Regions from separate parts of the Mus musculus genome. Here all the other regions are linked to region 2. Evidence: chromatin loops called from intact Hi-C (ENCODE). Cell type or tissue: left cerebral cortex. All regions are shown on one strand.

Region 1 (8,000 bases), 200 kb after region 2:
CTTACTCCCAGCACTCAGGAGGCACGGGCAGGCTCTTCTGCATCGTTTCAGTCCAGAGAGGGCAAGTAGGTTGGCAGAAAACTTGCCTAGGGTATGCAAGGAAGATCTTCAGTGTTAACAGAAAAGGCTCAGGGGTGAGCTGGGTCCTTCCCAAAGGAGGAAACGTCTGAGGATTTCTGAGGATGAGGAAGCACCGTGGCCCAGGCTGTGCTTAGTGACAGTGACTGTTGGTTTTGTAACATGGTGGGCAGTGCTGTGAAAATGGTAAACTGAGGCCAGAGGGCCTGGCAGGAAGGCCAGCTGGGACCTTACATGGCAGTGGCCACCATATTGGGTGCCACAGGACTGCCTTTGGTGACCGACTGTTCCTGGAACTTGTTGCAGTTCCCCAAATGCATTAGACGCTGCCGCAGTGTTTCCTGTTCACATGTTCAGTGCCCCACTTTGGGAAGCCTCTCAGATCTTTGCCTCTAAACTGGACTGTGTCCCCTTGGACATGCCCCCATTCCGAGGTGCTTTCAGAGAGGAGAGGCTCCCCGCCACCATAGCTGGGGGTTCCTTGGAAATTCACGCAGGAGAAAACAGAGCTGAGTGGCATCTTGAAGACACAGTAAATGGAATTTGTGACCAGCAACAGTCACTCTATCCACTCAGTGCATCCCAATACAGAGAGTCGGACTGGCGGATGGACGGACGGATGGACAGACAGACAGAGACAGAGGCAGTGCACATGCTTTTCTAGCACCTTGGTGCAAAACAAGCTACCTTGGGAGCCATGGAAGAAGGGAGAAAACTTATGGAGTAAGAGGCTAGAGGAGCGGAGCAGGGTCAGACGCCGGGACACAAGACAGACTCGCAGCTTGCTTTGCTGGAAGAACTGGGGTAACATGGCCACAAGCCCAGGGGCACGGGCAGAATTCCGGACCGCAGGGGTGAGCTGACAAGAAGAAACAGATCCAGAACAAAGGCCATGCCCACTTCCACAAACTCCAGGGCCAGCGACTGTTGTGGCGCATGTGCAGGAGCCCCCTGACCCTTTACCCCAGAGTGGGTTTGAGGACCTGAAGCTGACGCTTTGCCTGGACTGTCCCGTTTCCCATGGGGCTCACAATATGCTTGTGATATTGGAGATTAGAGCCTCCAACTCTAAAACAACCAATGGTAGGACCGAGGGGCAGCCAGCCATGGATGCACACGCTAGGAGTTCATTCGGACAGAGCCAGGCGGCCCACCTTTAGCTACATAACGAACCTGAGGCTAGCCTGAGCTACATGCAATCCTAATCTTGGAAGGAAGGAAGGAAGGAAGGAGGAAGGAAGGAAGGAAGGAAGGAAGGAAGGAAGGAAGGAAGGAAGGAAGGAAAAAAAAAAAAAAAAACTAACCAGGCAGCACATAGTGCGTGAGAAGCTGAGCTGAGACGGGATCCTTCTTCCTCTGCTTTTTTTTGTTGTTTTTTTTTTTCGAGACAGGGTTTCTCTGTGTAGCCCTGGCTGACCTGGAACTCACTCTGTAGACCAGGCTAGCCTCAAACTCAGAAATCCACCTGCCTCTGCTTGAGCTGGTTTCTTTTCCTGCCTCTTCACAGTACCTCCAGGTTTTTTCGTTCTGTTTATTTATTTGATACAGGGTCTTTCTCCGGGCTGCCCTGGAATTCTATATAGACCAGGCTAGCTCAAACTCTGCCCACCTCTGCCTCCTGAAAGCTGCGGACTAAATATGTATGCCACCATACCTGTTCCTCTGGGATTTTAAAGTGGTTTTTGAGGATTGCTGGGAGTGGAACACAGGACCTCTCGCATCCTAAGCAAGTACCTTGCACAGAGCTGCAGCGCTGGTCCCTTAGGTCCGTCCATATAAAGGACACCCGGTCCTGACTGCCTTTGGCTTCCTGGACCTTTGCCTTGCTGAGCATATTGTGAAGTTGTGTCACTTGGAAACAGCCCAGCCTTCTTGGTTTCTTTTATTTGGCAAGTATTGTGCGGAAGGGCTCAGAGCAAAAAGGACCTTCAGGATGGCCACTCCAGTCCCAACAATGACCTCAGATGCAGTCTGGGTAAGGAGGCAAGCAAAAGGAGTGGGCCTGGGGTGTCCTTCAGTGGCAGGGCACCCACAGGAGGTACCCAAAGTGTGCCTAAGGTCCTGGGTCCGATCCTTCACAGCACACACACACTGTGCTGCTTAGTTTTGTGCCAACCTCACACAAGCTAAAGTCATCTGAAAGGAGAGGGCCTCTGTCATGAAGATGCCTCCATACGATCAGGTTGTAGGCAAGCCGTTTGGCCATTTTCTTCATTAATGATTGATGGGGGAGGGCTCAGCCCACTGTGAGTGGCGTCATCCCTGTGCTGGTGGTCCTGAGTTCTCTAAGAAATCAGGCTGAGAAAGCCATGGTGAGGGGTAAGCCAGTAAGCAGCACCCCTCCATGGCCGCAGCCTCAGCTCCTGCCTCCAGCTTCCTGCCCCATTGGGGTTCCTCTCTTGACTTCCTCTGATGACAATGCTATGAAAACCCTTTCCTGCCCAATTCGCTCCTTGGTTGTGGTGTTTCATCACGGCAATAGACACCTTAACCAAGACACAACACAAAACCCAAAAAATCTGAATGTAAAATGATAAATGCAGCTCTGGAACAGCTGCCAGCCCAGAGCATCCAGGAAGAGACCCCGTACCCACCATGTTCCCTGTCCTTCACAAGATGCTGGCTGTCACACTGCCTGGGGCCTCAGGCTGCTCCCTGCCCTTCCTAGCTTATCAGAGTTTCTGTTCTAGGATTGAGGCCAGGCCCCCGAGACCCTGGCCCTTTGAATACATGAACTAGCCTTCCAGACATGCTGGATACCTTGTAGCGCACAGCTGTCATAGAACTCCGGAGGTGGAAGCAGAGAAGTCTAGAGAAAAGAAAAGTTAAACTGCAAAAGTCCCGACAACAAACACAAGCTGGGGATCTGGACAACGGAGGAAGGAGCCCCACTTCTAAAATCTCCGACATCCTTGAAGGTCTACAGCCTAAGGTGTCTCGTCTCTTTGCTGAAGGTGACAGCGGATGCCCCTGCAACCTCCAGGCTGAGGGGTTTCATTGATTCTTTCCCTCTCCCCATCCTACCCCCAGTCAGGTGGTGCTGTCTGAGGACGAAGTTTGTCAAGGTTCCCATCGGCCATGCTTCCCTGTTGGGTCTACCTCTGCACCTGACCTGCTGTCAATTATCCTTCTCCAGAAAGGTCTGAGGCAATCCAGGCAGGGCCAGACAGAGGAACTCACTCATAACCACATGGCAGGCAGGAAGTAGCAAGGGGGGCTAGCTCAGGGTACCTCACATCTGCCCCTTGGGGTTTCTGTGCAAGAATAGGGCACCTAGGCTGTCCCTTGTCCTGATTACCATCTGATTGACTCAGGAGGCTTTGCTTCAGTACCACCAATGTTAGATGGCTTTCAACCTAGGCAGGGGGAGAAGAGGCCTGGGGCAGGACTATAGGTATGTATGCATAAACTATAATGCCCACTCAGAGTAAGTGTAGGTTCCATGCTGTGATTATATGTCCTGCTGGTGTGACGAACGGGCCTTTAATCTCAACACTCTGGCAGTAGAAAGAAGAGGTGGGTGGAGGTGAGGAGGAGGGAGAGAGGGGAGAGGAGGAGAAACGGTGGGAGGGTGGGAGGGAGAAAGAGGTAGCGCTGTTGGTAGAACGCTTGGCTACCATTTGGGAAGCCCAGGATCCCAGCATTTAGGAGGTGACCTGAAGGTAGGAGAATCAGGAATTCAAGATGTCAGGGATACAAGAGAAAGAGGGAGGGGGCTCTGTCCCCCAGCATGGTGATACATGCCTATTTTAGCATCCAGGAGGCTCACACACAGACGCACAGAGAGTTCCAAGCCTGCAAGGATGATCGCCATGAGACTTAGTCACGGACTAAATAAATAAATTTTGTTGCATCCCGTGTTGATATGTGCTTTGCCGGTATCACCTGCTTTGCCTAGTGTTCTCGGGGCACAGAAGAGGGTATTGCATCCTCTGGAAATGGTTGTGAGCCACCTCGTGGGTGTTGGGAACCTAACCTGAGTCCTCAGTAAGAGTAATTAAGTGCTCTTAACCGCTGATCTATCTCTCCCCCCCAAACGTGATCTTCTTACTCAGAGTTGTCCAGTCTAAGTAACTTTAATAATCAGACGATCACAGCTTGGACACAGGCTTACTGAGCTGCCCCTGACTCAAGCAAGTGACCCCGCTGCTCCATCTGTGCTTCCCCTCATCGCACAGTGGGGAAAGTGCTTCAATGAGCTTAGCATTCGGGCCACAGGGATGTGCTGGGCTCCAGTCCCACACCATCATTTCAGTTTCACGGCAACCTGCTTTGAAGACGCGGGGACAGAAAGGAATGAGGCCCTCGGCCACCGCCTCTACCCGCGGACAACCAGTCGCCAGGATCCTGCGGTGACCACTGGCCCCGCCCGCCCGTGTGCAGCCGGGAAAGCGCGCCGTCCCGCAACCTTCCCGCTGCGCGGCCCTCGGTCGCCCCCTGCTGCCGCGGCGTGGACGCTGCAGGACCCCGTCCGGCCCGCCCACCCGCATCCGGATTGGCCACCATGCTGGACTGGGGCGCCAAGGCCCCGCCTTCTCTCCCGCTCCTTTGATCACGCGCTGGAGGACTCTTCCGGGGCCGGGGCCAACCCAAGGTGTTGCTGTCAGGGCTGCACGGCGGGAGGTAAGGCATGGCCGGGTTGGATGGGCAGCAGCGCGCCCGCACGGAGCAGCTTGGGGTGCCGGGGTCCCAAGGTATCTAGGCGGGCATCGGCCCCTCGATATCCCCTCCCCAATACCCCCGATCCTCCCCGCAGCTGGGAACCATCTGCCCACCCAGGCGGGCCAGCAGCATCCTAAGAGTGGCCTCATACCTTTTCGGTTCTGGTTCGCCCCCCTCGGCCTGAGACGGGGAGCTCGCAACTGGGAACTGGCAAAACTGACCCATGGACATGAGGCAGTCAGCCAGTACCTCTTCCTCTCTCTGAGAGTCTGGGACAGGAACTTGAGCCATCTCAGTGCTGCCGCCCGAGGATGATCGCGTTTCTGTCGATGGGGGCGACCCTCTCCACCTCTGCCTGTCAGCCCTGGCCGAGAGGGTAGGGACATAGGCGGAGCCCCGGGTGTACTAGAGGCAGGTGACCTCATCTAGATTAGATACTGTCCATCTGTACACAATGTCCACACTCGTACCTGAGAGCGATGCTGAGGACCGTGGATAGGATTACACCAGGGACAAGGATGCAGGCCTGTGGCTCCTTCATACCGTGGGGGAACGGAACCAGAACCCCTTCACATGATCCTAACTCACCCCTCCACCGCAGTGAAGGCCCAGCTATTTCTTTCTCTCCATTTAGCCGTGCACCTGCACCTAACCTTCCCCAAGCAGTTGATACCTGCAAATGTCTACCAGGCATCCAAGCTAAGCCACACCCTCTTGTTTGTAAGACGCTGGGCCGGAACCAAGCCTGGATGGGATCTGGGCCTGTCTGGTTACCTCGGGGTCATTAGTGTTTGGCTTTAAGTTTTCCGGGATTTCCAGACCTGCTTGTCACCACAGGTACAGCTGATATCCTCCCTTCCTCCTCCCCAGGGAGCCCAGAGGAGGCGCCCTCCCGAGGCCACCACTGCCCATGCAGTCCATCCATTCAGCCATCTGGCTACTGATGTCATGAGTAACACGACAGTGCCCAATGCCCCCCAGGCCAACAGCGACTCTATGGTGGGCTATGTGCTGGGGCCTTTCTTCCTCATCACCCTGGTCGGGGTGGTGGTGGCCGTGGTAAGGAATCCTCAGACTTGCCTGGGGTGGCTGCTGGGTGGGCCTGGTTTGGTGGCCACAGCATCTCGGCTGTTATTAAGGGTGTGGAAGTGGGTCTTGAGACTGGGCAGTGCTCGCCTCCCCAGCCCCATAGTACGTGTCTCTGTTACAGGTAATGTATGTGCAGAAGAAAAAGCGGTGAGTGCCCTAACTCCCTGGTACTAATACCCTTTACCCTAGCAGAAATGGGTTCCTTTCTGGCCCAGTGGTTTGAGGGGAGGAGACACCGGATAGTGCGGGGCTGAGGTTCCTGTGCTCCCGCTCCCAGGGTGGACCGGCTTCGCCATCATCTGCTTCCCATGTATAGCTATGACCCTGCAGAAGAACTCCAGGAAGCTGAGCAGGAGCTGCTCTCTGATGTGGGAGACCCCAAGGTGAGCTACATTTCTGGCTAAGAACCACGTTGCAACAGGAGGCCAGTTCCTCACTCTAAGCAACCAGGTCATGGGTCATCCTTACAAATACTTGCCAGCAGTGAGGCTGCAGTGGCTTGCTCTTCCTGACAGGTGGTTCATGGCTGGCAGAGCAGCTACCAGCACAAGCGGATGCCCCTGCTGGACATCAAGACATGACCGTCCACACTCCACCACTCACCCAGATAGGTACAGGAGCATCTGTCTATTCTAACCACCTACAGCTGGCCCCGAGCCAAGCCTTCCAGGCAGCCGCTCTTCCACACTAGCCTATTCCCACGGTGACAGGTCCAGATGTATAGGTGTATATGTTTTGTAAATAAAAACTTTTGTGGCTTCAAGTTGCCCTCCTTGGGTGGACTCCATTGCAGGGTGGGGCAGGGAAGGGTCATAGTCGGCCCCGCCCCTTTTACTGTGAATGCTCCTTACACCAGAGACTGTCCAGAAAAGGCTATTTGTTTTTTATTCAAGTAACTGCAAATAAGAAACCAGGGAGGAAGCCCCAGGCTGGGACAAATACTGGCCACCCCTCCCCCACAGAACAAGGGGAGGTGGCCCTACACCCTTTTCCCATCAAAGTGGGCCCCCATCCTCACTCTGCTGCAGCATCCACGGGGTGGGGCCCCATCTTCCTTAGTGTGGGGTAGGTAACCAGTCTGCTGCGCCCCAGCCCCCCTTCCCCTCGAGTGTATTGTGTGGGGGAGAGAATACAGGCAAATTCAGGAGGATGAACATCTGACGCTGGTAGCAGCAGCAATAGTGGGTATCTAAGAATGAACATGGAACAAAAACAAAACAACACAACCGTCCAGAGGTAGTTTGTGAACAGAGGAGAAGATGGAACCAGAACCATGGGGGGCAGGGAGGAGCGAAAAGGAGGGGGCGGCAAGGCTAGCTCCTTAGTGCCCTGCGGGAGGAAGGAACAGCCTAGAGTGGACTGGGGGAGGCGTGTTGGTGCCCGTTTGCCTTTGGTGGAGGCGAGAACAGGCCCTTACTCTGGAGATGGGCGGTAACCCCATCTGTCTAGTCTCAGGTGAGAACATTAAAGTGGGTGGAGCCAACATCATCCTACTTCCTGTTGTCAAGGGGCTCAGCCAACCCAGTGCATGATCTCTGTAGGGTGGGGCAGGAGGGGCTGAGAAACCCACCCGGTGATACTTTGGTGGGGACATGCTGGGATCTAAGCATCCCCTGCCCTGACCACACTGCTGCTGCTAGGTCAGCCACTGGGCCTTGTCAGAGTGAGATGGGGCTGGGGCCCCTTAAGGCCAGGGAATGCTCCCAGGACCCTCTACGGGGAAGCCAGGAACAGCAGGGCAGAAGGGACCCGCAAAACAAAGCGCCCAGAGAGCCACGGCTCTGAGGGAGGTGCGCAGCAGGTCGGGCTGCGGCTAAATGGGAAGTTAGCCTTGTCAGGATGGGGCAGGTGTGTTCGGGAGGAGGGCACAGGGACTGAGCCGAATCCTGCTCCCTTGGGTGCTGCGGAGCAGAGCCTGCAGCTGGTGCCTGGTGCGGTAGTGTGCAGTGGGGGCGGGGAGGGGCCTGGGAGCAGGGCTTCCAGTCCCAGGGGACAGCTGCTCCTCAGTGGCTATGGAGCAGGCGGCACTGCGAGTGGTGATCACTGCTCCTCCTCAGAGGACTCCTGGGAGATGCCCTCCTCTTCCTCCTTCTCCTGTGGGAGGCAGAGCGACTCAAGGACTGGCCTTCATTCTCAGCCAACACCCCTCTCTCCCCCCTCCTCCCTCCCCG
Region 2 (8,000 bases):
CACAGGTGCCAGGCATGCAGAGCAAACATCCATACACATAAATTTGGTTGATTAATTGCTTGCTTGTTCGTTCATTCATTCATTCATTCATTCATCCATTCATTCATTCGTTGTTTTTTCGAAGCAGGGCTTTTCTGTATAGCGGTGGCTGTCCTGAAGAACTGACTCTGCCTCTCACTCCAGTGCTGGGAGCGCCACCACACCTGCTCCACACATACACTTTTAACTCATCTTAAATGCAAATAAAATCAGCTTCTGAGCCAGTGAGGCGATCAGAGAGTGGAGGTGCTGAGAAAGCCAAGACTCAAACACCAGGAAAGTGCAGGTTGTCCTCACTTGCGCGTATGTGCTGTGCCGTCCCCGCACTATACACATTCCAGATGATATCCAGGAAGGCTTGGGCAGACTGGATTAATAATGTGAAACTTCATCTTTTTTTTTTAAGATTTTTATTTATTATTATACATAAGTACACTGTAGCTGTCTTCAGATGCACCAGAAGAGGGCGTCAGATCTCATTACGGATGGGTGTGAGCCACCATGTGGTTGCTGGGATTTGAACTCAGGACCTTTTGGAAGAGCAGTCAGTGCTCTTACCCGCCAAGCCATCTCACCAAACCCGTGAAACTTTATCTTAAAGAGACATTGGGACAAGCGTTGTTGTTGTTTTTAAACCAAGCAAAATCTTACTCAGAAAAAAGTATGAAACATCTGGCTATGTTTTCTGTGTCCATCGAGATGTGTTGACTTCCTCCTTTGGAATGGCACAGGCAGTGGTCAGTGAGTAATGACCACATTGCTGTAAGTAGAGCAGTTCACTGTCCAATCAGCCCGAGGATTAGAGTGCCGATCCCTGCCCACACTGACCATGCAGCAGGAAGATTAGCTGCTCGCAGAGCAGTTCAGAGTCAAGTTTGAGTCAGAACTTCAGTTGTGTCATTTACAGCAGGAAAGCAAGTGTTGGCAGGAGGAGTGGAACAGAACAGGGGTAAGGAAAGGGGTTCGCAGAGGTCACCTGAGCTTAGAAGTGGCTGAGACAGCCATATGGGGAGAGTGACAGTGATGCAGGGAGCTGTGAGTGATGGGTCGTGTCGGCCGCTTCCCGTGTGCTTCTCTGAAGAGGAGTGGACGACACAGTCACAGATGGCTTTGGCGGTACTGGAACTACCTCCGAGTACTGCCACATGCCTTTAACCCCAGCACTCAGGAGGCTGAGGCAGGACAGTCAGGGCTCCACAGAGAGACCATTCTGTCTCGAAAAAACAAACAAGCAAAAAGACAAATATTGGTATAGAGGGATTAAAGAAGGGCTCAGCGTCCAGAGCACTGGCTGTTCTTCCAGAGAACCAGGTTCAGTTCTCAGCACCTATATGGCAGCTCACAACCATCCTTACTTCAGTTCCAGAAGATCTGACTCCACCTTGTGGCCTCTACCAGCACTGCATGCACATGCAAAATACCCATACATGCAAAAACAAATAAATTGAATATGTATAGATATATGCATATGTGTATATGAAACTGCAATGGCTACAAGTAGAGATTTGTCTAATAGTGAGCCTGAAAGGCATGTGTGTGGGTGGCTCAGTGGTTAAGGTACTTGTTGCTGAGCCTGACCCACGTGGTGAAACAATAGAACCAACTGTCACGTTGTTCTCTGACCTCCATGTATGCACTATGTTATTTTTTAAAGAGACATTAAAGGTATAGGTAAGGAGGATGACAGATAGTTCAGTGGTTAAAAACCATTTGCTGTTCTTAACAGAGGACCCACATCAGGCAGCTCACAGCCACCTGTAATTCCAAGGGATCCAGCATCCTACTCTGCCTCCTAGGACACCTGCACACATGTACATTATACTCAGGCACACGTACAGTCAGTCAATCAGGAAAGCATAGGTGATCCTAAACAGCTGTATTTAGCTTGAGAACACAGGGGTAGTTGGTTCTTGAAGTAGACATGCTTAAAGTTGTGAATAGTGTCCTTGGCCCAGTGAGGAGAGCTACTTTTGAATTGTTCCTAAATGCTCAGGCATACTTTGCCTGTAGATGAGGAAACAAACGTTCTGAGGGGCTGCGTGCCTTGCTGAGTGTCACAGCAGGAAACAGGTAGCACACTGCAGGTGTGGGTGCCCTATGGCTGAGAGGTCTCTGCCCCCTCTGGGTTGCTGTGCTTGCTTCCCTAGGCCCTCTCATTGGCTGAATGAACTGTGTTGTGGACCAGCAAGGACTGAGGTGACTGGGTGCCATCAGGGCCGGAGGGAGGCAGCATTGAGGTGTGCTGAGACGCTGTGGTATGGAGCTGCCTGTGGTGTCTCCTTAGACAGCATTCCACTTGCTGAGGGTTGAGAGTGTCCTCTTCACATTTGAACTCTGAGGGCAAACAAGCCAAGTGCCGTTTATGATAGAAGGGACTGCAGAGTGCGGAGGGCATGTGCTTCACCTGCTGCTGTCCTCAGTGGTGGGGGGCCTGAGGGGGGCTGTGTCGGATGGGCAGCTGTGGGCATCAGCAGTTGGCAAGAGATTGGAATCACCTAGGCTGGTAGGCCAGAGAAGAACAAGATGCTCTTGGAAGCCCATCTCCATGCGAGGTCTCTGGAGATGGAGTCTGGCTAATGGGAGCTGTACAGACAGGTGTGTGGAAAGAGTAGACCTACTGAAGTCAAAAAGGTGGTCTCGTGACCCGCATCTCTGTGTGCTTTCTGAGACCTTCCAGAACAGTAAGACCAAGTGATTCAGGACAGGTGGGAATAAGTGTGAGGCTGTGGGGCAGCAGGTGCTGTCTGTCCTTCCTGTCTGCAGCAAAGAGCCTTTTACATACACCAGGCAAGCTAAACCCCAGGGCAAGTACGGCCATTTTGTCTCAGCTCTGGGAAGAAGCAGGCTGCTGTTTGTTGTGTGCTTCCACCTTAAACTGGATCACAGCCGGAGCCTCTTAGTATTTCTGCCAAGCCCTGGTTCAGAAGGAGAACATGTGATTGTCTCTGCAGCCTTCTGCTCGTTCCTCCTTCCACTTTGCCATAGCCACAGCCAAGTGCCGTCTGCCTTTCGTGCCCACAATCCCACCTCTACCCTGTATTTTTAGGAATACAAATGTGTGTGTACCAGAGAGAGGGAGTGTGTGCGTGTGTGTGCATCCACGTGCGCGCACGCTCATGCGCCTCTGCCCAGCATTTTTGAAAATACAAACATGCACATGTGTATATGTGCACTTATGCACCATAGTGCTTGTCTGAAGGTCAGAGGTCAGCCCTGCAAAGTTGGTTCTATCTTAATCATTTGGGCCCCATAAATGAACCTGCAGTTGGCAGTAAGCAGTCTTACCTGATGAGCCTTTTGGTGTACCCTGGGGCTAGCTAAAGCATACAAGCATTAATCTCGGACGAAGCACTGGAAGGGTCGGTGTGACCCACAATGTGCTCATGCTGTCTGCACTGTTGGGGCTGAGCCGGTCTTTTACTCTGTGGGTACAGCGGCCACGACTCAAATCTTCTTATCTGCTTTGAAGCAGCCACAGATTTAACGTACTAGCCTGGAATAGCGATGTACACTTTTAATCCCAGCTCTCTGGAGGCAGAAGCAAGAAGATCTCTGTGAGTTCGAGACCAACCTGATTTTATACACACACACACACACACACACACACACACATATATAGAGAGAGTGTGAGTGTGTGTGAGTGTGAGTAAAGGTTCAAGGACAGCCAGAGATAGGGAGAGAGACCCTATATCAAAAAGGAAGGTTAGCATAGTAATAAGGAGCAGTCAGGGGAGGGCCAGTTGAAGTAGGCCCAGCGTGTGACAGTTTACCAGAGACAGTTAGTGTCACTAGCTGGCTAATGATTTCATGAAAGGGCCCCTCTGCAGCTCTCCTGGGTAGTCTTAGTAACCAAGTAGTTCTAGGGATTTATGACTGCCCTGTTCAGGCTCCTCAGCATTTTAGAGGAGGAGCCAGGCAGGTGCTACTCCTGCCCCAGTAAACACCTTGGCCTGGTAAGCTTTCTCTCCGTCGTCAGGGAGGGAGGAGATTCCTGAAGAACGTCTCTGATCTCCTGGGTTCAGATTTTGTTGGCATTGAAATTGCTACTGTGACAAAAGCTTGTATAGTCCCTGAAGTCACAGAAGCAGCTGTCTTCCGTCCCCCAATTGTCCTGCAGAGGGTGCAGTCTCTGTAGTCACTGAAGCAGCTGTCCTCCATTCCCTGATTGTCCTGCAGAGGGTGCAGTCTCTGGCTCTACTTTTTCCTGAGCATGCTCTATAGAGTGGGGACAGTCTCAGCGGCCGGCCTGCTAATTTTGGCAGGCTCTGTTCTACAGAGGCTGTGTAGGATGCTAGGCTCAGAGACAGCCAGTTCAAGCCCCGAGGTAGAGATGTGCCTGGTGGGTTCAAGGAGTGAGAACAAGGTGGGGGTGCTGCAGGGGAGGCGAGGCTGAGTACAGTGTGAAGTCAGGGCAGAAATCAGGTGGCAAAGCTTTAGGGATGTCGTGAAGGACGCCATGGTCACTCTGCCCTGCATAGAACAGAGAGCAGTGGAAGCAGAGAGGCCTCCTCAGCAAGAGCGCACAACGGATGTGGGGTGTGAGGAGAAAAGACAGAGAGGTTAGAAGGGTGGGGTCAGGAGCCGTGCGTTCCATAGAGGGAAGAGCAGCCTCACACTAGATAGGAAGGTTAAGAGAGAAGGATAGGATAGGATCAGAGTTGTACGTCTGAGTGTTGCGTCACACGAATGGCGTCTAACCTTGTATCGCGGTTGTCATTCTCTAGATGATGGCTGACTCGAAGCTGTTGGTGTGTGTAAGAAAGTCCAGAGCCTAAGCTGTGCTCTCAAACACACCTAGAGCATCATTGCTGCAGTTTGCATAGACTCCAACTCAGGCAAAAACTCATACATAGAAATTACAAACCAGTCAGCCAAGCAAGCAAGCAAACCAAAAGGAAGGACGGAAAGAAAAAAGGATGTGCGGCGGCCAGGCATCGTGGTTGCAGATCTTTAGTCTCAGCAGAGGTAGATGGATCTCTGAACTGGAGGCCAGCCTCGTCTAGCCAACTCTGCAGAGTTAACCCTTTTCCCACCCCCACCCACAAAGAAAAACCTTTAAGAAGAAAGACAAAGGCTTGTTATGTAGCTCACACCTCCAATTCTGAGGAGGCAGAAGCAGGCAGACAGCCTGAGATATGCAGCACGTTCCAGGCCAGGGAGGCCACGCAGACAGACCCTGTCACCTACAAGAGAAACCCATCTAAAGCCACACAGGCCTAGAAGCTGAGGCAGGACAAGAGTTTGGGTGACAACCACTAGCAACCCAAAATCCAAGGGAGACAGCCAAGGCCCTGGGTTAGAGATGTCTGTGAGCCACCATGGGCGGGCTTGGAATCAAACTTCAGTCCTTCTCAGCACCCCCCATCCCATCCCTGCTCTAGGACTTCCATAGTTGCAGAGAATAATACAGTAGTCACCAGTGCCTGCCACCTTTCCACGGCACTTAATAGTAGGCCGTGGCCAGAACCCAGTTAGAGTCGGGTGTTTCTAGCACATTTTGATGAATGGTATTGGTTGTCCTGTGCACACGGTCTGTATGTACATTTGTGTCAGGTGTGGAGGGAGACTCCTCACTCACCTGTAGCAGTTGAGAACCCATGACCAAGGAGGAAGAAGCAAGAGGGAGGAGCATGAGCCCCGCCCACCCGGCAGCCTGGCACATTCTGTACAGAAAACGTTTGTCAGGCAGGGGACTCTGGGTTTGATGCAGTGCGATGACTGCATCTCCTGAAGGCCCAGAAGAACTAGGTGTTTGCATTGGCATGGACTGTATGTGCACTTCAAAATAATTTAAGCAAACAGTGTGGACCTAGAAAATGTCTTTTGTTAGGTAGCATTGCTGATTGACTGAAGCTGAGAAGTATGTCCAGGAACTCTCCTTTGTACCTCAGCAGTTTCAAAGCCATCAAGCTCCTCTGTGTTTGTTTTGGGGCTCTGGGCATTGTTTCAGATTGCTGACACTGGTCAGGCTTGTAGCACAAGACAGCTGTGTTCTCAGGATTGCCAGCTTGTCACACTGGTCATGTCACAACTATCTCTCCCTTTTCCTCTCCCCTCTGCATTGATTTCTGCTGGGGTTCTAAGGTAGGGTCTGTGGACAGCATTTCACCACTCAGTAGTACCCAGGCTTCTCTGGCGACTCCAACAGAGATGTTCAGCGTGTGAGAACCCATGCTTATCCCAGAGTGAAAGAATAGCTTCCCTCCCTGCAGAGCCCTGAGGGACTGGGGATTTTTGCTGGTAGTGGGTTCCTAAGGACCAGTCACAACTGTCTGCTCTGTACAGAGGCAGCTTCATGGTGTGTGGTCAGTCATGCGTCTCCTCTGCACAGCCTCTGCTGATCCCTGTCTTTAAAGTGTCACCAGTGTGCCTCACCATGACAGGGACATAAGCCAGACAAGAGAAATAGAATGTGGAAAAATTGGATTTTTCCAGCTTTTCTCTTTGCTTTCAAAAAAAAAATGTATTGTGCTACAATCAATTTTTAAAATGTTAATATAATTTTTAACTCTGTGTGTATGTGTGTGTGTGGGGAGTGCCCATCAGTGCCCTCACAGGGCCTCAGGGCCTCTGGAGTGTAAGTGTTAGTCAGAGGCAGCCGGGAGCTGAGTTCTGGCCCTGGGAAAGCATCCGGCATCCAAACTGCTGAGCCACCTCTCCAGTCCCTCTTCCTTTTGAGATTTTTTAAAAATTTTTAAATTTTAACATTGCTTTTGTGGGTGTGAATGTGGTTGTGCATGCCACAGCTCATGTGAAAGTTGGGGTGACTTGTCTACAGTGCGGGGCCCATTGAACAGTTTTCAGTCTCTGTTGTTGCAGGGAGCCCACATTAGCCCAATTCTTGTATTTCCGCCTCCTGAACACTGGGGTAGAAGCTGTTTGTGCTTCCGTCAGCTTCTTTGGATGGATGATGGGAGGGGTTTGAGACAGGGTCTTAACTGCATAGCTGTGGTTGGCCTGGCACAAGCAGAAGCCTTCCTGCTTACGCCTCTGCCTCCCGAGTGCTGGGATTGAAGGCATATGCCACCATGCCTGGCTGATTTCCTTCTTTTTTAGAGATCTCCTTGCCCTAGGAGAGGCCAGAGAGAACCCTGTCCACAGCATCTCATCTAGGTTCTAGCATACTGTTCTAGCGGAAGACTGCTTTGTATAGGCTACATAAGCCCTCTAGCAACTGAACCTACTCTCTGGCCCTCAGATACTTTCGAAGCTTCGGTTGGATTGGCTCCTCGAGGCAGGTTTCTTAGTTGGGTCAGGGAAAGGTTGAAGGCTGGCAACGCTTGCTGCGTATGGGTACCTGGGATGGGGAGGGGAGAGAAGTTAGGTGTGTGGATGCTGAGGAGGGTGGACAGAAGCGAGTGGCTGACAGGATGGATAGGCTGGGACAGTGCACAGACAGGAGTAGTTTAGACCATCTGGGGAACTGCCACAGAGATTGGAATAGAATGGTTTACAAGGCACTCAGAACCTTTAAGTAGTTTGACAGAATCGGAAGGCTATGACTCCCGTCTACCCTGATAGGTCCTCAGGCCTGAAATAGGTGCCCACACTCACCTCTGGCAGCACAGAAATAAATATGTCTTTGAACTTTAGAGTATTTTCCCAGGAAAGTGGCAACGCCTGGCACACCGTCACCCAGCAGGTGGGGGATGAGTTTGACTAGTTTGATTTTGCTGATTTGTCCATTTCCTGTTAGTGAGAGCCTTGGATCCCATCACGTTGGTCGGTCTCCAGCCCTAGATGGCCAGTCCCTCCAGCAGGGCTGCAGCACTTGATACGTGCAGTCCAGTGTCAAGACAGCACTTCCTGCAAAACCTTGTACTTATCTATGTTTGCATTGGGCAAGCAAAGCTAGGAAGAGGATGAGCAGGCCTGGGGGGGGGGGGGGAGCGGTTCCCTGCATGTAGCAAACCGTCCTCTTTATTAGCCTGTGTGAACCTTTTTATTTATTTAAACCAAGT
Region 3 (8,000 bases), 120 kb after region 2:
TGTGTGTAGATGTATATATGTGTTACTTATGTATGTGTGTATGTGTGTATATATGTGCATGTATGTGGGGTTTTTTCTTTTTTTTTTTTTTGGTTTTTTGAGACAGGGTTTCTCTGTGTAGCCCTGGCTGTCCTGGAACTCTCTGTAGACCAGGCTGGCCTAGAACTCAGAAATTCACCTGCCTCTGCCTCCCAAGTGCTGGGATTAAAGGCGTGCACCACCACGCCCGGCTGTATTTGTATTTGTGTGTGTATGTATATGTGTGTATGTGTGTATATATGTGCATGTATGTATATTTGTGTGTGTATGTATATGTGTGTATGTGTGTATATGTGTGTATGTGTGTACATGCATGTGTATGTGTGTATATGTGTATGTATATGCATGTGTTGTGTGTATATGTATGTATGTGTGTGTATATATGTGCATGTATGTATATGTGTGTATTTGTGTGTATGTGTGTGTATTTGTATGTCTATATGTGTGTATGTGTGTATATGTATATGTGTGTGTGTGTATTTGTATGTCTATATGTGTGTATGTGTGTATATGTATATGTGTGTGTGTGTTCTTGTCCCTCACCATGTGTCCAAGCTACCCCCACCCAGTATGGCAGGAGGCTCCACCACTCTCCATTTCACCAGCCTGATCTGGAATCTTCAAGAATGGCAGTGCTCCCTACCACTCTGTTCATCAGAATACAATCTGTGTTCCTCCTCTTGAGTCCCAGAGGGTCTCCAGACTTGCTCCAACATGAGGCTCACAGCTCCTGCTTGCTCTGACATGAGGCTCACAGCTCCTGTTTTTGCTTCTGTCTGGAAGCTTCTACTGGGCTAGAAGGAAGCCCCCATCACTGAACAGTATGTTGCCAGTAGGGGAGAGAGGCCCCAAGCTGAGGCTTTGTGGACCTTCTAGCCTAGTCTACCACCAGCTCAGAGAGCAGCTGTAGGGTCACCAAGATGTGGCAGGCAGGGTTTACCCTGGGTGACCAGTGATGCCCACAATGCAAGAAGGTGAGGACAAACCAGTAACAGCCACAGGGAAACCAGGCAGCCAGAGTAAGAGATGGTGAGGTGGCCCAGGCCTGTCAGATCAACACTCAGAAGGTAGAGGTGAGAGGATCAGGATTTCAGCCATGAGGCCCTGGGTTTGAAACACCCAGAACTCAGCACCACGTCAGCAGCATGTGGCGGTTCATGTCTGCAGCCCAGGATCTGGGAGCTGAGGCAGGAGACTCAGAAATTCAAAGGTGTCTTGGCTGCATACCAAGTGTGAGCCAGCCTGGGCTATATAGTAATAATAACAATGATAATAATAATAATTAAATGACAAGAGGCCCTGTGTCAAACTTTATAAATAAACACCAGGCACGGTAGTGCTTGCCCGCCTCAATCCGAGCACCTGGGAAGCAGACACAGGAGGACTGCTGTGAGTTCGAGACCAGCCTGGTCTACATGGTGAGTCTCAGGACCTCTGAATTGTGCATCTAAAATGGTGATTTAAAATCTGTGTGTGCGCACACCTGTGTGCCAGTGTGTGTGTGTGTGTGTGTGTGTGTGTGTGTGAACCGTACGTGTGTGCAGGTGCCCACGGATACCAGCAGAGGGTATTGGATCCTCTGGATCTGGAGTTCCAGGCTGTTGGAAGTAGACTCACTGGGTGCTGGAAACTGAACTTGGGTCCTGTGGAAGAGCAGCAGGTGCCTTTAACTAACAAGGTTATCTGTTCAGCCCCTCAAAAAGGTCATTTAAAAAATTAACAGAGCTGGGCGTGGTGGCACACGCCTTTAATCCCAGCACTCGGGAGGCAGAGGCAGGCGGATTTCTGAGTTCGAGGCCAGCCTGGTCTACAAAGTGAGTTCCAGGACAGCCAGGGCTACACAGAGAAACCCTGTCTCAAAAAAAAAAAATTAACAGGAATAGAGATAGCCTTTGTGGACTAGCACACACACACACACACACACACACACACACACACACACACATATTGTGGGCGGACATTTTGCTGCCGGTTCTCCATTGTCAGAGCCTTTACCCACTGAGTCCTATGACGGTCAGTTTTATTTTTTTAATTCTTTTTTTTTTTTAAGATTTATTTATTTATTGTATGTAAGTACACTGTAGCTGTCTTCAGACACTCCAGAAGAGGGCGCCAGATCTCATTAGGGTTGGTTGTGAGCCACCATGTGGTTGCTGGGATTTGAACTCAGGACCTTTGGAAGAGCAGTCAGTGCTCTTAACCACTGAGCCATCTCTCCAGCCCCGACGGTCAGTTTTAAAGCCAAGTGGTCTCATGTGCTTGCAATACCCCCACACTCAGGAGGCAGAGGCTGGAGGATGGTGTGTTTGAGGCCAGACTAGGCACGGTGGCCCAAGCCTTTAATGCTAGCGCTATGGAGGCAGAAGCAGATGGATCTCTGTGAGTTCAAAGCCAGCCTGGAGGCGTTTAGGGGAGGAGGGAGAGGAGACAGGGTCTTTTCAGGGTGTGGTGGCACATACCTTGTGTCCCAGCAGTAGGGAAGCAGAGGCAGGAGGGAGGACTGCCACAGTTTTAAAGCCAGCTGTGGACTATAAGAGCGTTCCAGACGAGTCCCAGGCCATAGAGACAGTGTGCAGAATCATCATTCACGAAACGAATCCAGGACACAAGACAAAAGATCTAATGGGCTATAAATTGGTACCCATTTCCCGGCCTCTGCTTTTCTCACCTTGGCGCTGGTTTAATCTAGTGGAGGAGAGACACAGAGGCAGGCTGGGGTAGAGGCACTATCCAAAACAGGTAAAGGTGTGGTCCCTACAGGGTCAACCCTGGATGGTTTTCCTGTGTGGAGGGGACCACCAGACTCCACGCAGAAGAGTCGAAGCCTTATCCAACGCACCAGATGTAGACGACGCAAGCACGCGTGGGTGCGCGATTGCGTTGGGAGCATACCAGGCGCTGTCTACCTACGAACCACAACCTCCTGCGCTGAGAGCTTTAATGGGGCCTTGCAGCACAGATGGCTCTTCCGAGGAGCCTCTGTGTGGGTGGGAAGAGGCGCCGCGCTCCAGGCTCGGAAAGCTATTCTAGGTGTGTGAAGGGCGATTGCGAAGAGGTGAAACACAAGCTGTCTGCAGAGCATTATCTGGGTTATTGTTTGAGGGGGAAGAGTTTGTCTGCATCCTTTGCCTCTAAAGCCCCAGGGGGTCAGTGGCGCTACCAAGGTTGTGCCCATAGGGGGCGCTGCTCCCCCAGGCCTCCTCCTGTTCCCGATTTAAAGGCCTAAGAACTAAGCCAATACCAACTATCTTTATTGATTTCCCGCCTGGGGAGAACCCTAGGAGGCCCAAGAACCTAGACCCCGGCTTCTGCTCTGGGTTCCCGACTTCAGCTGCTCAGCTACATCTGGGCCACCAGGTCGGCTTACATACTTTCAACAGTAAGATTTTCTCAACCTTCCTAATACTGTGTCCCTTTAGTACAGCTCCTCATGTTATGGTGGCCCGACCATAAAAGTATTTTTTTGGCTACTTCATAACTGTAATTTTGTTACTGTTATGAATTATACTATAAATATCTGATATACAGGATATCTAATATGTGAACTTCTCCTCCCCAAAGGGTTGCAACTCTCTGGGGTGTATTGTATATTGCATACCAATTTAAAAAAAATACAGGGCTGGAGAGATGGCTCATTGTTTAAGAGTACTAAGTGCTCTTCCAGAGGACTGGGTTCAAATCCCAGCACCCACATGACAGCTCACATCTGTCTGTAACTCCGTGGTCTGTAAAAGAAAGGAAGAAACGAAGGAAGGAAGACAAGTGCCAGGCCAACTGTAGATATGTCTGCCCTGGCAAGCATAAAAGCCTAGGCTCAGTCTCTAGCACTGGATAAAACTGCAATGGTTGTGCCTCTGAGGTAGCTGTGTGGGTAAAGGCACTTGCCACTGAGCCACTGAGCCACTGAGCCCCTGAGCCACTGAGCCTGACCATTTGACCCTTTGCCCCCCACGCTGAAGGGAAAGAACCAGCTCTCTCTCTTTTTAAGATTTATTTTCTTTCTTTCTTTCTTTCTTTCTTTCTTTCTTTCTTTCTTTCTTTCTTTCTTTCTTTCTTCTTCTTAATGAGACAGGGTTTCCCTGGCTGTCCTGAACTCAGAAATCCTCCTGCCTCTGCCTCCCAAGTGCTGGGACTAAAGACTTGTACCACCACCACCCGGCTAAAATAATAATAATAATAATAATAATAATAATAATAATAATAAAAGACGAGCCTTCAGGCTCTGAAGTAAAGAGCCAGCTCCAGAGCTCCTGACTGCACCCAGAGCTAGAGCCGTTAGCATAGGGACTGAGGGGAGACTCTGGTATTTCTCTAAACCTCAGGGGCAGCTTTGTTGTGTTTTGACTTGGGTCCACTAGAGGATTCTGTTACAGTTTGTCTTACAAAGGCAGTCTCTTTAAAACATACCTCACCACGTCTGCTGTTGTTTGAAATCCTCCAGAGGACCCCTGGGAGAGCAGTCAGTGCTCTTAACCACCCCGGCACCCCCCCACCTCCTGTAGCTGAGGATAAGCTTGTACTTGCCGGCCTCCTGCCTCCACCTCTCAAGAGCTGCGGTGACCGGGTCTTAGCCACAGCACACCAGGTTTATACTTTATACAACACTCAGGGCTTCCTGAGGGCTAAGCTGGGATGGTGCCAGCTGAGCCACAGACTCTCACCGCTCCGGCCGAGGTCACATTGTCCTGGCTGTTGTCACCCTGGCTCTCTACCACACAGAGCCTTCTCTGCCTCCTCCCTCTTCTGAGTCTTCTATGTAGGCTTTGGCTTCCCCACTCCCACTCCGCTATTCGCTCCTACCAGGCTCCAGTCATTTTCTTTGTATGTTCTTGGCATATTATGGGTTTAAATATTGCTTGGGGCTGGTGAGATGGCTCAATGGGTAAGAGTACCTGACTGCTCTTCCAAAGTTCTGGAGTTCAAATCCCAGCAACCACATGTTGGCTCACAACCATCTGTAATGAGATCTGACACCCTCTTCTGGTGTGTCTGAAGACAGCTACAGTGTACTTACATATAATAAATAAATCTTTAAAAAATATATATTGCTTGATGCATGCATTGCTCCTATCCACTTCAGCCCAAACGGCTTTTAGGCCCAGTGTTGGGGCCTGGGTGTCTGGCAGTTGCAAGGTAGCCAGGGAATCCCAAGATATTTATCCTACATCACCAGAAATTTGGGAGCTCTTGGCACAAAACCAATACAACTGAGATGAAGCCAAGCGTGGGGGTTGGGGAGCACAGTTGTCGGGAAAGATTCAGATGGAGCCGGCAAAGGTCACAAAGGAGAGCAGAGTCCTCAGGAACAAAAGGCTTTTATGGATTTCCTGGGATGAGCTAACTGGAGGGCCCATTAGTTAACAGCAGCGTGGGAGGCAGAAGCAGAGGGTAGCTAGGAGTTCCAGCCCAGCCTCATCTCCAGCCGGCCAGTCAGAGACTCCGCCTGGAACTATCTTGTTTTAGATGCTTACAGCCGCACCTGGTTTCTCAGCACTTGAGGCTGTGGCTGGGAGATCTCAAGATTGACCGCAGCCCAGGCTACAGAGCAGGACCAGACTGTGGCAGCCCATCTCAGTCCCCCATCAGACAACTGTAGACCTGCGGTGGGTGGAAAGACAGAAGTTAAAGCAGCATGGGGGCGGGGGAGGGGAGAAAAATTCCTCCCCTTGGCTTTCGTGTTGATTGACAGACAGTAAATGTCAACACAATACAAATTGTCTGTAAGGAGTATTTTCAGGAGCTGTCCTCCCAACCAGAGGTGAGGCAGTCCTTCACCTCCTCCGGTGCTGCCACCACGCATGGTCAGTTAATTTGATGCTGGCTTCGTGCTTGTGGCCGGGGTGTTGAGAAGACAGCTCATCAACCAGGCATGGTGGTGCACGCCTGCAATGCCAGCATTTGTGAGGCAGAGGCAAGAACAAAACCTTGTCTGCAATAAGCGAACACACACAATAAAGAAACCGTTTAGTCAGACAGGTAAAGGAGAACTAGAAATTAAAATCAACAAGGTGGGGTGCATTTCTTTGGGCATGGCTGGTTTTGTTTTGAGACTGTGCCTCTAGCTGGCCTGGAACTCGCTGTTTACACCAGGCTGGGCTTGAACTCAGGGAGATCTGCTTGCCTCTGCATCCGTACTGCACATCATGCCTTGCCTTTTAAATTAATTACTATTATTTATTATTATTATTATTATTATTATTTTTTTTTTTTTTTAGGGAGGGTCTTACTTGGATGTGTCTCGCCTGGACGCTACCCTGCCTGATGACTAACATTTCTTTTTTTGTTTGTTTGTTTTTCGAGGCAGGGTTTCTCTGTGTAGCCCTGGCTGTCCTGGAACTCACTTTGGGGACCAGGCTGGCCTCTGAAATCCGCCTGCCTCTGCCTCCCGAGTGCTGGGATCAAAGGCGTGCGCCACCACGCCCAGCATGACTAACATTTCTTATTTGAGAGGCTTTACGAAGCGTAAGTAAAATTTACTCCAGTATAAGCAGGGTTAATGGGGATGTCAGTTTCTTCCTGCGAATGAGTCTGGAATGTGTAAAAAGTGTACCAGCCATGTATGCTTTTTTTTTTTTTTTTTTTTTTTTTTTTTGTCCTTCCGGGACAAGGTCTCAGGTAGCTCAGGCTGGCCTAATCTATCCCTGAACTCTTAGCCCTCCGCCTCCATCCCCACCGGGCAATGCGGACCGGCCTCTCTGCACCAAGCGCCTGCACCCCAGCTCCGGACACAACTCACGGGCTAGCAATCTCCAGGTGGGGGCGGGGTGGAGGAGGGGGCGGGAAGCGTAGCGGGATGGCTCGCACATGCGTCCTAGCACCGTCCCCACTCCTCAGGCACTGCCGAGGGCACCCCAGGCAGCGCGCGGGTCCTGCAGGGAGGCGGAGCCGCGCAGCCCGGAAGAGACGCTGCGCCGCGCACGCCCCTTCCTTTCCAGCCTCCGCCTCGGACCCTGCAGCCGCCGCGGTGAGTTCCTCCGGCGTCCGGGCTCCATCTGTCGCCATCCGGGCCGCAGCGCTGCCGTTGAGGGCCCGCGTCCTCCGGGGGAGGCGAAGGCCGTACTCGCCCTTCCAGCCGCTCGCCGCGCCGTGCCCAGAGGGCTTTTGTGGGGGGACGCAGCTCTGCGACTCAGAGTCGACTGAAGAAGACCGGCGTCCCGATGGCGGCGGGTGGAGGAGAGGAGTTTGAAGGCCACGTGTGGCGGGAAGCGCCCGGGCCAGGGGTTCGGCTCCCGCCTGCGTGCGTCCCTTTCGCGGCAGACCCCCTCTCTCCTCCCTGCTACCCTCCGGTCTCTGCGTTACCTTTGGGGAGGACTTTTCAGGGGAGCACCGAGCCCGTTACTTTAGTGCTCCCTCTGCGCAGGAAGTGGAGCCCTTTCTCTGGCCCCTCCTTGTATTCTTTAAGGAGTCCCCCGATTTTGCTCTAGGTACGACCTCTGGTTCTGATGGCCCCCAAGTATGGTTGACAAGGTTCTGTGTCTACCTCCCACCCCCAGTCACTTGGCTGTGAGAGCCGTGACAGCAGATACATGGGTGCCTTTTGTGACCCTATTGCATTAACTTCCTGGTAGCTTTCCTCCAAACTGTGGAGGTGGAGGGACCTGGTCCCTATGGTGCCTGTCTGGCGTTTTCACCCTGTGACAGTGGTGATTTGGATTCTGGCCATGATGCTAAACCGTCACGTCTTTTTTGCAGATGTTGATGCCTAAGAAGAATCGGATTGCCATCTACGAACTCCTTTTTAAGGAGGGCGTGATGGTCGCCAAAAAGGATGTCCACATGCCTAAGCACCCGGAGCTGGCAGACAAAAATGTGCCCAACCTTCATGTAATGAAGGCCATGCAGGTGTGGAGAGGGACACAGGTGGGAATAGGTCTGCCCTTCCCGAGGAGCCAGCTGCTGACTGACATGTGTCTATGTCCTGCAGTCTCTCAAGTCTCGAGGCTACGTGAAGGAACAGTTTG

The links. A loop is a pair of places that touch in the nucleus more often than their neighbours do. Peaks named below come from ENCODE experiments on the same cell type or tissue, not always from the same donor. Only the 100,000 strongest peaks of a DNase experiment are listed, where the experiment ranks them.
Region 1: it touches region 2 in a loop (2.3-fold over the local background); 10 of 42 quality-filtered maps call a loop at or near these places.
Region 3: it touches region 2 in a loop (3-fold over the local background); 6 of 42 quality-filtered maps call a loop at or near these places.

What each region holds. Positions count from the first base shown.
Region 1 is chr17:27,562,361-27,570,360 of GRCm38, reverse strand. It overlaps Hmga1 (high mobility group AT-hook 1), which reads right to left. Exons shown (of 5, transcript NM_001025427.3): 5 at 6,689-7,923. The coding sequence ends at 7,870. AI413582 (expressed sequence AI413582) reads left to right here and starts at 4,634. Exons shown (of 5, transcript NM_001002895.2): 1 at 4,634-4,701; 2 at 5,611-5,799; 3 at 5,951-5,976; 4 at 6,107-6,212; 5 at 6,345-6,592. The coding sequence starts at 5,689. The coding sequence ends at 6,410. In left cerebral cortex, CTCF peaks have their summits at 4,511 (motif pointing left) and 5,630; DNase peaks (open chromatin) are centred at 4,547, 5,076, 5,567, 6,494 and 1 more place; H3K4me3 peaks cover 2,408 bases; H3K27ac peaks cover 1,474 bases.
Region 2 is chr17:27,758,068-27,766,067 of GRCm38, reverse strand. The region is part of intron 4 of Ilrun (inflammation and lipid regulator with UBA-like and NBR1-like domains); the gene reads left to right. Among named protein-coding and RNA genes, the nearest start is that of Spdef, 33 kb to the right of the region's middle. In left cerebral cortex, CTCF peaks have their summits at 499 (motif pointing right), 1,426 (motif pointing left) and 4,178 (motif pointing right); DNase peaks (open chromatin) are centred at 2,969, 4,215 and 5,715; H3K27ac peaks cover 3,097 bases.
Region 3 is chr17:27,634,207-27,642,206 of GRCm38, reverse strand. Rps10 (ribosomal protein S10) reads left to right here and starts at 6,963. Exons shown (of 6, transcript NM_025963.4): 1 at 6,963-7,003; 2 at 7,732-7,881; 3 at 7,964-8,000. The coding sequence starts at 7,732. It overlaps Gm15420 (predicted gene 15420), which reads right to left and starts at 6,963. Exons shown (of 2, transcript NR_167724.1): 1 at 6,776-6,963; 2 at 5,339-5,637. In left cerebral cortex, CTCF peaks have their summits at 2,147 (motif pointing right), 3,216 and 6,890; DNase peaks (open chromatin) are centred at 2,975, 5,455, 5,858 and 6,915; H3K4me3 peaks cover 1,599 bases; H3K27ac peaks cover 4,656 bases.